Linked DNA regions of Homo sapiens: regions 1 and 3 are each linked to region 2. The links are chromatin contacts, found by Hi-C in ENCODE. All regions are on one chromosome and are shown on one strand. Each heading gives the region's core, a stretch centred on a gene start or an enhancer-like site at or near the end of the contact. The rest is flanking DNA. Distances are from core to core; before and after follow the strand shown. Region 1 holds the start of ERGIC2 (ERGIC and golgi 2). Region 2 holds the start of CMAS (cytidine monophosphate N-acetylneuraminic acid synthetase). Region 3 holds the start of H2AJ (H2A.J histone).

Evidence for each region. A loop is a pair of places that touch in the nucleus more often than their neighbours do. Pooled maps may share reads with other maps.
Region 1: a loop to region 2 is called in a map of B cell, with 32 times the contacts of the local background. The contact joins the promoter of ERGIC2 here to the promoter of CMAS in region 2. A Hi-C loop is called at or near these places in 2 of 168 maps with a recorded cell type or tissue (B cell and naive thymus-derived CD4-positive, alpha-beta T cell) and 7 of 50 pooled maps.
Region 3: a pooled map shows a loop between it and region 2 (4-fold over the local background). The contact joins the promoter of H2AJ here to the promoter of CMAS in region 2. A Hi-C loop is called at or near these places in 4 of 50 pooled maps.

Annotation. Positions count from the first base shown.
Region 1 is chr12:29,379,845-29,383,152 of GRCh38, reverse strand. It overlaps ERGIC2 (ERGIC and golgi 2), which reads left to right and starts at 1,981. Exons shown (of 14, transcript NM_016570.3): 1 at 1,981-2,038. RefSeq lists an enhancer at 2,249-2,418.
Region 2 is chr12:22,044,494-22,047,556 of GRCh38, reverse strand. It overlaps CMAS (cytidine monophosphate N-acetylneuraminic acid synthetase), which reads right to left and starts at 1,339. Exons shown (of 8, transcript NM_018686.6): 1 at 994-1,339. The coding sequence starts at 1,253. RefSeq lists enhancers at 207-912, 1,228-1,522 and silencers at 1,215-1,442, 1,086-1,455.
Region 3 is chr12:14,772,954-14,775,930 of GRCh38, reverse strand. It overlaps H2AJ (H2A.J histone), which reads right to left and starts at 1,526. Exons shown (of 1, transcript NM_177925.5): 1 at 907-1,526. The coding sequence starts at 1,460. The coding sequence ends at 1,071. RefSeq lists enhancers at 416-565, 272-1,188, 1,076-1,235, 1,246-1,575, 1,766-1,975 and 1 more.

The DNA of each region.
Region 1 (3,308 bases), core at 732-3,231, 7.3 Mb before region 2:
ATTATTCAATCGAACTAGAGAAAGAAAAAAATGGCACAAAAACACCTTTTGATCATCTTTACTAAATACAGGTTGTTATGGAACAATTATTAATCTCAGTCTAAAACCTATCTTATGCGGGTAATACATAATGGACTTTTTAAAGCAAATTGTTTTTCAGACATAACGCCACTGATAACACAAGATTAAGTATCTATCTCTTTTTAAAGATGATCCTGATAGGTACATAGATGTCCTACAGGGTCTAGGGCAAACCTTTGACCTCGCTTGCAGAGATGTCGTGCTACTGTTAGATCAAACCCTGGCCTTTAATGAAAAGAATGCGGCTTTAGCTGCAGCCCGAGAGTTTCAATCTTCAGGGGAAATTAAGTTCCCTCTTCACTGGGTAGATTAGAAAATGGTGAGTTGTTTTCTAAATAAGAAGGATCAAATTAGTCAGTTTTGCTACACTGGGAAATCCAACTCTCATGGGATAGTTGTTACCCTGAAAGTAGGTTATCCAGGAGATGAGGGATCAGATGTAACTAAGTGAACAACAGCCAGCCTCCATCCAAGCAAGAGCCCATATTCACAAAGAAGGAAGAGTTGCTGATGCCTTTACGGCAAAGATTAAAAAAAGGCATTTTAGATGTATATTAATTTACTTAATCCTCGTAACAACTCTGAGATATTATCATGCCCATTTTACAGATGAGCAAATGGAGACACAAAGAGATGAAATAATGTGGTCAAGGTTACATGCTAGTAAGTTGCTGATCTGGAATTCTAACCCAGGAAGTCCTGTCTCCAGTGTCTATGATTTCACCCACTACACTATACTTCTTAAGCATGTCAAGAAAGTGAGAACTTTAAATTGATTTAATTAGACTAACTCTGAAAGTCTGAAAATAAAATTGATTCATTGGAAACTTTTCATCAGTCCTTATTTTGGGGGATATTCAATTTAGTGAAATTTAGTATTTCAGTAAAGGTTAATTCACTACATAAAACAATGTGATTTTTTTCCTTTGAGGCACAGTTTAGTATTGTGATCAAGATTTCCCTGACTCTCCCAGCGGTCTGAATTTGGGTAAATCACTTCACTACCCCTTGACTCAAATTCCGTATTTATAAAACAGGTAAATACTGGTATTATCTTCTAAGAGTGTTGTGAGGATACGCAGATTTTTTAAAAAAGCAGTTAAAGCCTTTAAACAGTAATTATAAGCAGTTGTCATAATTATGCCGTTGTTAGACTTCTAGGTCAATGAATCAGAAAATTTAAATCTCAATGTTTGATTATAAAATCTGGTAACAGATGGGTGAAAAGGAACCTGGAATGGGTTTACTCTCCAGGAGTTCACATTTAACTTTTCTTTCCGAAGTTCCGTCTATTAACTCCTGTTCTATGAAGTGGTAGAAAAAGATGAGGTATTAATTTTCTTTCTTAACAAATATTTGAAGGCATAGTTGGTGTTGGCGAAGGGAGATGAGGAAGACATATGTGCTTTCTTATGATATTAAAACCTGGAAGACAATAAAAACGCTGATCAAATAATAAAAAGCGTTACCTATGGCGGAAAAGGAAGCTCAAATGTTCTTGTCAGGGGAAAACGACACAAAAACTGAAAGAGGGAAACAAAACAATTGCACAGGTGATATGCATTAGGGTTGTTAGGGATAATTTCTGCGCCCAAGGCTCTTATTAGTAATGAAATACGGTGTGAGGAGCTGAGATTCGTTCTGCAGTCTCAGTGTTAGTCGGAAAGTAACCCCTCCCTTCCCATAGAAACAGAACCGGACTGGCGGCGCGATTACACCTAAAACAAGTTGCAACCTCATTTCCCTGTAGGCACGCCTCTTTTATCTTAACCACGCCTCTTCATTCCCTAAGCACGTCGTAAGCAAAGGGAATATCGCGAGATCTGTACATTGTCTCTTTTCTGACGTTTTCAGCTGTGATAGTCGCTTTTGTTCTCGCGATATTTCCGGGTACGCGGGAGCCCCGGCGACCCGGGCTTCTGTGAAACATGGCGGTAGGCTGGGACCATAACACAAGGTAAAATACTGAAACACCGCTGGGTGCTGTTCCCTCGGTTGTTCCAGGGCTGTTTAGGGCGTAAATGCAATTGAGGGAACTGGGAGCCTGTCATGGGCTTGGCTTCCTGTCTTCATTGATCTCTAGAGAGCCGGTCGGACGGAGAAGCCGCTCCACCTCCCACGGGGGCGTTACTGGCAGGACCCTAGGCAACGATGCTACTGGGAGCTTCCCTTTGCCAGGTCCGGGTGCTTGTGTGCTATCCTGCAACTCGAAGGAGTTCAGGTGCTTCCTCGATCGCACCTGATTCTGACCCTTTGCTTGTCACAGTGCCCGGTTCCCAGGTGGTTTCTCCAGTCCGCAGGCGAGTAGGATCCCAATCGGTCGAGTCCCAGTCCTCCCGGATGTCAGACTCCCTACCCCCATTCAGACAAATGCCACATTCGTGGCAGCACGTTGCCCTCTGTCTCTTTAAGAGTCTTGGCCTTGCCCGGAAGGAGTTTCGCACAGTGCTTCGGAAAATGAGAAGGGGGCGGGGGAGGGCGAGATGCTGAGAGACAGGTTCGACTGTCACTACTTTTCCTCGGCGCAGGAAACCTTCCGAAGGCAACGTGTCAACTCGTGGTGGAGAATAGCCTTGTTTATCTGTAGTATATAGAGTTGACAGGTCATTGTTTGAGAAAACACGTTTAAATAACTTTTATATTTTAGTGCCCCCGAGACTTAAAGACAAAGTGGCATAATAGCTGTTAAAATGTTGCCAGACTGGTTTTCAGAAGCAATGAAAGTTACAGTTAAAAACAGGATTTATTCATTTGAAGTTGTAATTCAGTATTTCAGTTAATTGCCTAGCCTGATACATTGGACTCCAGTATACAGCAATTATAAAGAATGAGCCTGGCTTGTTCACTGAAAAAAGACATGGTTATTTACCTAATTTGTTTGTTGATATCTTTAAGTTGTTGTAATTATGCCAGTTCTAGTGGAAAACATGAGGAAAAAAATTCTGATTTTTTGGGAGGGTGGGGGTTGGCGGTGCAGGGATGGATAGAGAGAGGAGGATTTTTTTTTTTTTTTTAAATGATGGTGAACTTTAGTATACAGTTGCGTGTTATAATGGCTTCCTGGTACAAATCATAAAAATATATCAAGTTTGAAAGATCTCTCAAAGGAAATCAGGCCTAGTCTGGAACAACGAGAGTTAGGGAAACAACAACAACCACCCACACATTTTCTTTCTTTGGGGATTGATGATTTAAGTGAAAGAAATGGCTATTTTTTTTTTCTTTAC
Region 2 (3,063 bases), core at 90-2,589:
GTTTTTGAACAAGACTGGTTAAATGAAAATCATTTACCCATATATTAATATGGGTAAGCAAATATAGGTTCAAAAAGAAAAAGAGATGACTTCAAAAACAGTCATCTCTTTAAAAATCGAAACATCAAAAGGTTAACATAAATTAATTTCCACAATAACAACACATTCAAATGTAGTTAGGTTGAAGCTATATGTGTAAATTCATTCTTGGCACAGAATTCGATCTCCCTTCTTTTATGAATAACATCAGCTTGTAACTCCTGACCAATTTGGCAATGTATCTAAATTACGCATAATTAAAACTGTCCATAGGGCAGGCGAGGTTCCAAAGGTATGATTAAATGATTTGTAAGTATTAATATATCATAAAACAGTCAGTTGTACACCTTCCCACTGAGTCTCACGTATTTATAAATGTAGGGAGTTTTCTAGATTGTGCTGACTCACAGGAAGATAGCTGGAGTATTTTTCAAAGGTTAGGAAAAGATCTCCAAGCTGAGCTTGAAATTCAGCTCTGACACCCCGACACTCAACTCCATTCATGAACCTGATGCCTCCCTAATCGAGCAGCACCAAGCAGTTATCAGAGGCTGAGCAACAGGGGAGCTTCGATGGCCCCCATCCAAAGAAGTTCACATATTATCACAGATGTTGCACCGGGGTGGCCTCCTTTACTTTTCCCCGTAAGGTCAACCCGGGAGGAGGGGACGGTTGGGGAGGTGTAATCTCCCCTTTTACGGATGATTCTCAAGGGCGGAGACAGGAACTGTCCCAGGTTATGACCATTGGCAGCTACGGAACAAGGAAGGAGCTGGAGCCCTTCCTCCTGGGCTCTCAGCCCGGCCCCAGGCACCCCGGATCTTGCACATCCCTGGCATGAGAGATGGCCCCCTTCCAAGAGCGGTGGCCCCGGAGGCCCCAGCCCCTCCAGCAGCCCGACTCCCTCTCCCGACCCCCGCCCAGGCCGCGCCGCCCACTCTCGCACATGCGCACCTCTGGAAGGCCCCTGAATCCAGGGCCGCACGCAGGACCCAGCCAATGAGCGGGACCCCCGCCAGGTGCTTAATGTTCTTCAGGGGGATGCCTTTGCTGCCTCCCCGGGCCAGAATTAGGGCTGCCAGGTGCGGGGGCTTCTCCACACCTCGGCCCTGGCCGCCGCGAGAGTTGCGCTGCAGCTTCGGCGGCCGGCCCCGGGACGGTCGCCCCCGCGGGTTGGAGACGGAGGTGGCGGCCCCCTTCTCCACCGAGTCCATCTTCCTCCCACGCCTTCTCCCCAGCTTCTCCACATCCGGGAGCTAGTCCCTCACCACCTCAGCTCGGCGCCGCCCGATCCCCGCCTGGCAGCTGGCGCGCGCGGCCGTCCCTCGCCCCGCCCCCTCCCCCGCCCCTCGCGGTGCTCGCTGGGAATTGTAGTCCGCGGCCGCCTCGTCTGGGGCCAGTAGGCCAAGTAGGCTCTGATGAGGTGACCCCAAAACTAAGTCAAGCAGTGGGAGTCCAGAGATATTTGGAGGAAGTGCGGCTTTTGGGGTGCTTGCAAGTGTCTGTAAATTTCTAAAATTAAAAAAGAAAAAAAGTATTTATAATTGCTGAAGAACTTCCCCACTTTAGAATTGTGGTGGGTTTCCCGTTGCATACCTTGATGCACCCTGACACGAATCCATTTTATATTTTAAAATGTACATTTTAAACATACACCTTTTTTTAATGCCCCTGGGTCATTTTTTCCAAGAAATTACTGACCAGCTCATTCAAATATCCTACAGGCGCCTTAAACTCAACGTTTTAAAAACTCCATTTTTCATATGCTCTCCGCACTTTGATCGACATCAGCATTCCCTAGCAGCAGAAATTTGGAAGTCAGCTTTACTGGTCACCTCTAGTGTGGCCGACACTTGGTTTTTTGGTTTTGTTTTGTTGTCTGCTAAAAATCTTTTCCTTTTAGGAATTGATCCCTCTCTCATCCGGTGAGGGTTTCCCTCACATTCTCTGCACTGTGTGTGACCCAAGCTGGTCCATCTACGCACCCCATTTTCCTTAACACACCTGTGGTCTAGGGACAGGCATATGACCAAGCAGAGCCCACTGGAGTCCTTTCCAGAGAGTCTTGGAAAGAAAGGATCTTTCTCGTGCTGACTGGGTGCTAAGGACCTTGTTAACCTGAAGCCTCAGGGCAAGGGTAGGGTAGGGCGGCAGGGGGGCTTTGCTGTTCTGAAATGGGCTGGAAGACTGATGTTCTCCCTGAGGAAGCAGAACAATGACATGTAGGGATTAAAGAGAAAGAATTCTGGAGGCATCATTTAAACTCTTTTTTTTTTTTGAGACAGATTCTCACTGTGTCCCCCAGAAGGCTGGAGTGCAGTGGCACAATCTCGGCTCGCTGCAACCCTCTGCCACCCATTCTCAAGCGTCCTGAGTAGCTGGGATTACAGAGGGGCACCACCACACCCAGATAATTTTTGTATTTTTAGTTGAGTTGGGGGTTTCACCAGGTTGGCCAGGCTGGTCTTGAACTCCTGACCTCAAGTGATCTGCCCGCCTCAGCCTCTCAAAGTGCTGGGATTATAGGCATGAGCCGCCACGCCTGAGCATTTAAACCCTGATCCAGCCAAGAGGCTCAAAGACATACACCCACACACACCTCTCTTAGGAAAAAAAAAAAAAGAGACTTTAAAGCAGGCATCTCTGACCTAGCATGCATTTTGTCTTTCAGCATGTTTGCAAGCCTATATTTGGAAGTAGAGTCTTTTACATTTCTGAGATGGAGGCTGATACAAACAGAAAGAATGGATTGTAGTGTGTCGGCTTGCCTTCTCCCAGAGGGCAAAAGGATTTTGTACTTCTCAGGTCTTGGCCATTTTTGAGGGGAGAGAAGAAGTCTTTGATGTTTTGGGTCCTATGAGAGGTACTGGATACTTTACATCTCTTAGTCTGTGAATTAACTGAGGGCCCAGCCCTTCCTGGGACTGGTGCTGGAAGAAGGTGCTTCGTGCAGACACAGATAAGGGAGGCTGTGAGCAGACATCAATGCCATGCTTGGGAAAGGGGCAGGCTCTATGAGCCATT
Region 3 (2,977 bases), core at 277-2,776, 7.3 Mb after region 2:
TATTTGGTCCTATCTTTCCTTACATGTTTATTAAAGCAATATTGTGCCATTAGGCAATGCAACTCCCAAAGACATTACTGGAATGAGGTCATTGCTTCAGGCTAGTGGGAGAATATAAGAGAGTTCAAACAGGTTATTTGTTGGGTAAGAACCCCTAAAAGCAAGAGGTTTTTGTTTTGTTTGAAAGCAAAGTCAAACCGATTCTCAAAGTGAATATGATATGATGAAGACAGGATCATTATGAAGCTAGAAACTTGACAACATCACTTTAAAAGCTCAAGCATATGTAACCCACGACTAAAGGCGCTGCAATGTTATGCAATATGACTGTCAGGGGAACGAATTTCCAACCTCATGACTCACTTATTGAACGTTTCCTTCATTAAAAAAAAAATATGAACATAAAAGTGCTATATAAAGATATCTGATATCCAAAGCATGAAAGCACAGCAGCTACTAGGCTAGGAAGAATCTCAAGTTGACATCGTGCCATCAGAGCCACCCTTCCAAGACGGAAAGTTACTCCACTTTTTGAAAAATATGGCCGCAGACACTTCCTGCCCCGAGCTCAGCTCGATCCGACGGTATCTTCCCAGAACTTGGTCCTGAGTGCTCACAAACTGGCAGGAGAGCGAAGGCTCTGTGAAAGGGAAGTAAAAATAATTCCGAAGGAGGCCTCACCGCACCGACTCTGCCTCCCCTTTGCCCTACTGACAGCGAGGTGGCTTCCACCCTGCCCACCTCCAGGCCACCCTCCCCTGACGCCTCGAGGGTGACCTGCGGACTAAAGCCGTCCAGAGTGGCTCAAGCCCACCCACCAGTGCCTGCTCCAGGGGTTTCCCGGTCGCCCCCCTCCCCTGGGGCCATCCGACATGTCCCCGCGACTACACAGCTCTCTCGACCAAACGATTTTCACCAACTTTATTGGCTCCCGCCGGGACCCTCGCCGCCCACCTCCCCGCTAGATGTCACCGGCCCTCCATGACATCCAGCACATTCAAAAGCATTGCGGGACGACCATGAAAAGGGCCTTTGCTGGGGGAGCCAGCTCCCTGAGGGCGGCGTCAGGGTCATTTGCTCTTCGTCTTCTGACTCTCCGTCTTCTTGGGCAGCAGCACGGCCTGGATGTTGGGCAGGACGCCGCCCTGAGCGATGGTCACTTTGCCCAGCAGCTTGTTTAACTCCTCGTCGTTGCGGATGGCGAGCTGCAGGTGGCGGGGAATTATCCTGGTCTTCTTGTTGTCACGCGCGGCGTTGCCAGCCAGCTCCAGGATCTCCGCCGTAAGGTACTCCAACACCGCCGCCAGGTACACCGGCGCCCCGGCGCCCACTCGCTCCGCGTAGTTCCCTTTGCGCAGCAGTCTGTGCACTCGGCCCACCGGGAACTGCAGGCCCGCGCGGGAGGAGCGGGATTTGGCCTTTGCTCGCACTTTGCCGCCCTGTTTCCCGCGACCGGACATGATCACCTCTCGCCTACAACTCCAGAGACGGAGACAAACCGCTCTCGGCGTCCGGTACCGGAATGCAACGTACCGCACCCGAACTGCCTCTACAAACTCTTTACGGCCGCGCGGCAGCCCCTTTCCATTGGCTCTGGTGACCAATGACAGGCAGGCTCCGCTCCCAACTAGCGCTCTGGAAGAGAGACCGCCTCCTCCAGCTCTCTCCAATCAATAGAGCAATCTCCGAATCCTCATTTACATAGCCGCTCACATAAATAACGAGGCCAGCCGGCTCAGTCTTTGGGGACCCAGATGAATTTAGCGGTTACGGGTTTTCCACGACCACGCTCGCTTCCAAGCACATAAACTCGTAGGAAATAAGAAAACATGGTTGGAAACAGAAAACAATCCAGAAGAAGAGCTACAGGGGTTGTCCGTAGACGTTGCTATGCTAAGTGGATGTTCTCATATAATACACCGTACTACTCAGGTAGGTTTCTGTCTCCGCAGCCCGTGCTGCTTAGGCGAAACAACAGCCTGTCCGCGGAATTCTGCCTGCCCAGGACAGGGTCCGTGGACTGTTTCTTATACAAGCGCCTTGCCTCCAGCTAGCTACCCAACAGTGTAGAGACCACCCTGGTCTCCCCGCAGGGTCCTGCGGCTCACAGCCAGCCAATCGTTCACTTTTGAGTCTGAAGCTAGAGTGATGACCAGACGTGAATGCTTCCTGTGCTGACGGGAGGAACAAGCTCGCCTAGCCAAAATATCTTTTGTCTTTGAGGCTATGGGCCTGCAAAGAGCCACTAGGTTTTATTGGAGAGGCCAAAGTCTTGGCCTTGGCTTGCTCCCCGCAAGCCAGGGCGCCACAGATCAGCGGATCGGGTCCTCTGCGAAGACGTGGAGGTCCCCCGGGTCTCTTTGTAAATGAGTCCAGAGACTAAAGTCAGAATGGCAGCTTATTCTTATATACCTGAATTGTGGACCCATGCTTTTTGAAACAAAAAGAGTGTTTCAAGTGTTTTGTTTTAATTAAAAATTACTTTCTCCTAATTCATCGAGGTCATTTCATTTTTACCTGAACATTTTCAGTAACACAGTTAACACCGATACGTGATGTAATGTTGAACGCTTGCTTTTTAAAATAAACATTTTATGTGGATTCATTTACATTTAAAGTAAAGCAAATTTACCTTCTCACTATCCGAATAAAGATTTGACTTCATTGAAATAACATTTTCAAATATTTATGTATATGTCATTACTGCCTAGAACAATGATGAACCCATACTGGGGACTCAATAAATGTCTTCAGAGCTATTGTCATGGTTTAGGCGGTCTTTCCGGAGCCAGTCTGCCTCAGCCTAAATCCTGGCTTTACCACTGAGCAGTGACCTTTGATAAGTTATTTGACTCCTCTACCTGTATCAAAGTGTTTTGAAAATTAAATACGTTAGTAAGCATCCAATAACTCTTAGATATACCAAATAAATGGGCATACAAATCTCTGATGCAGTTTTTAACGAGATGTTCCTGGA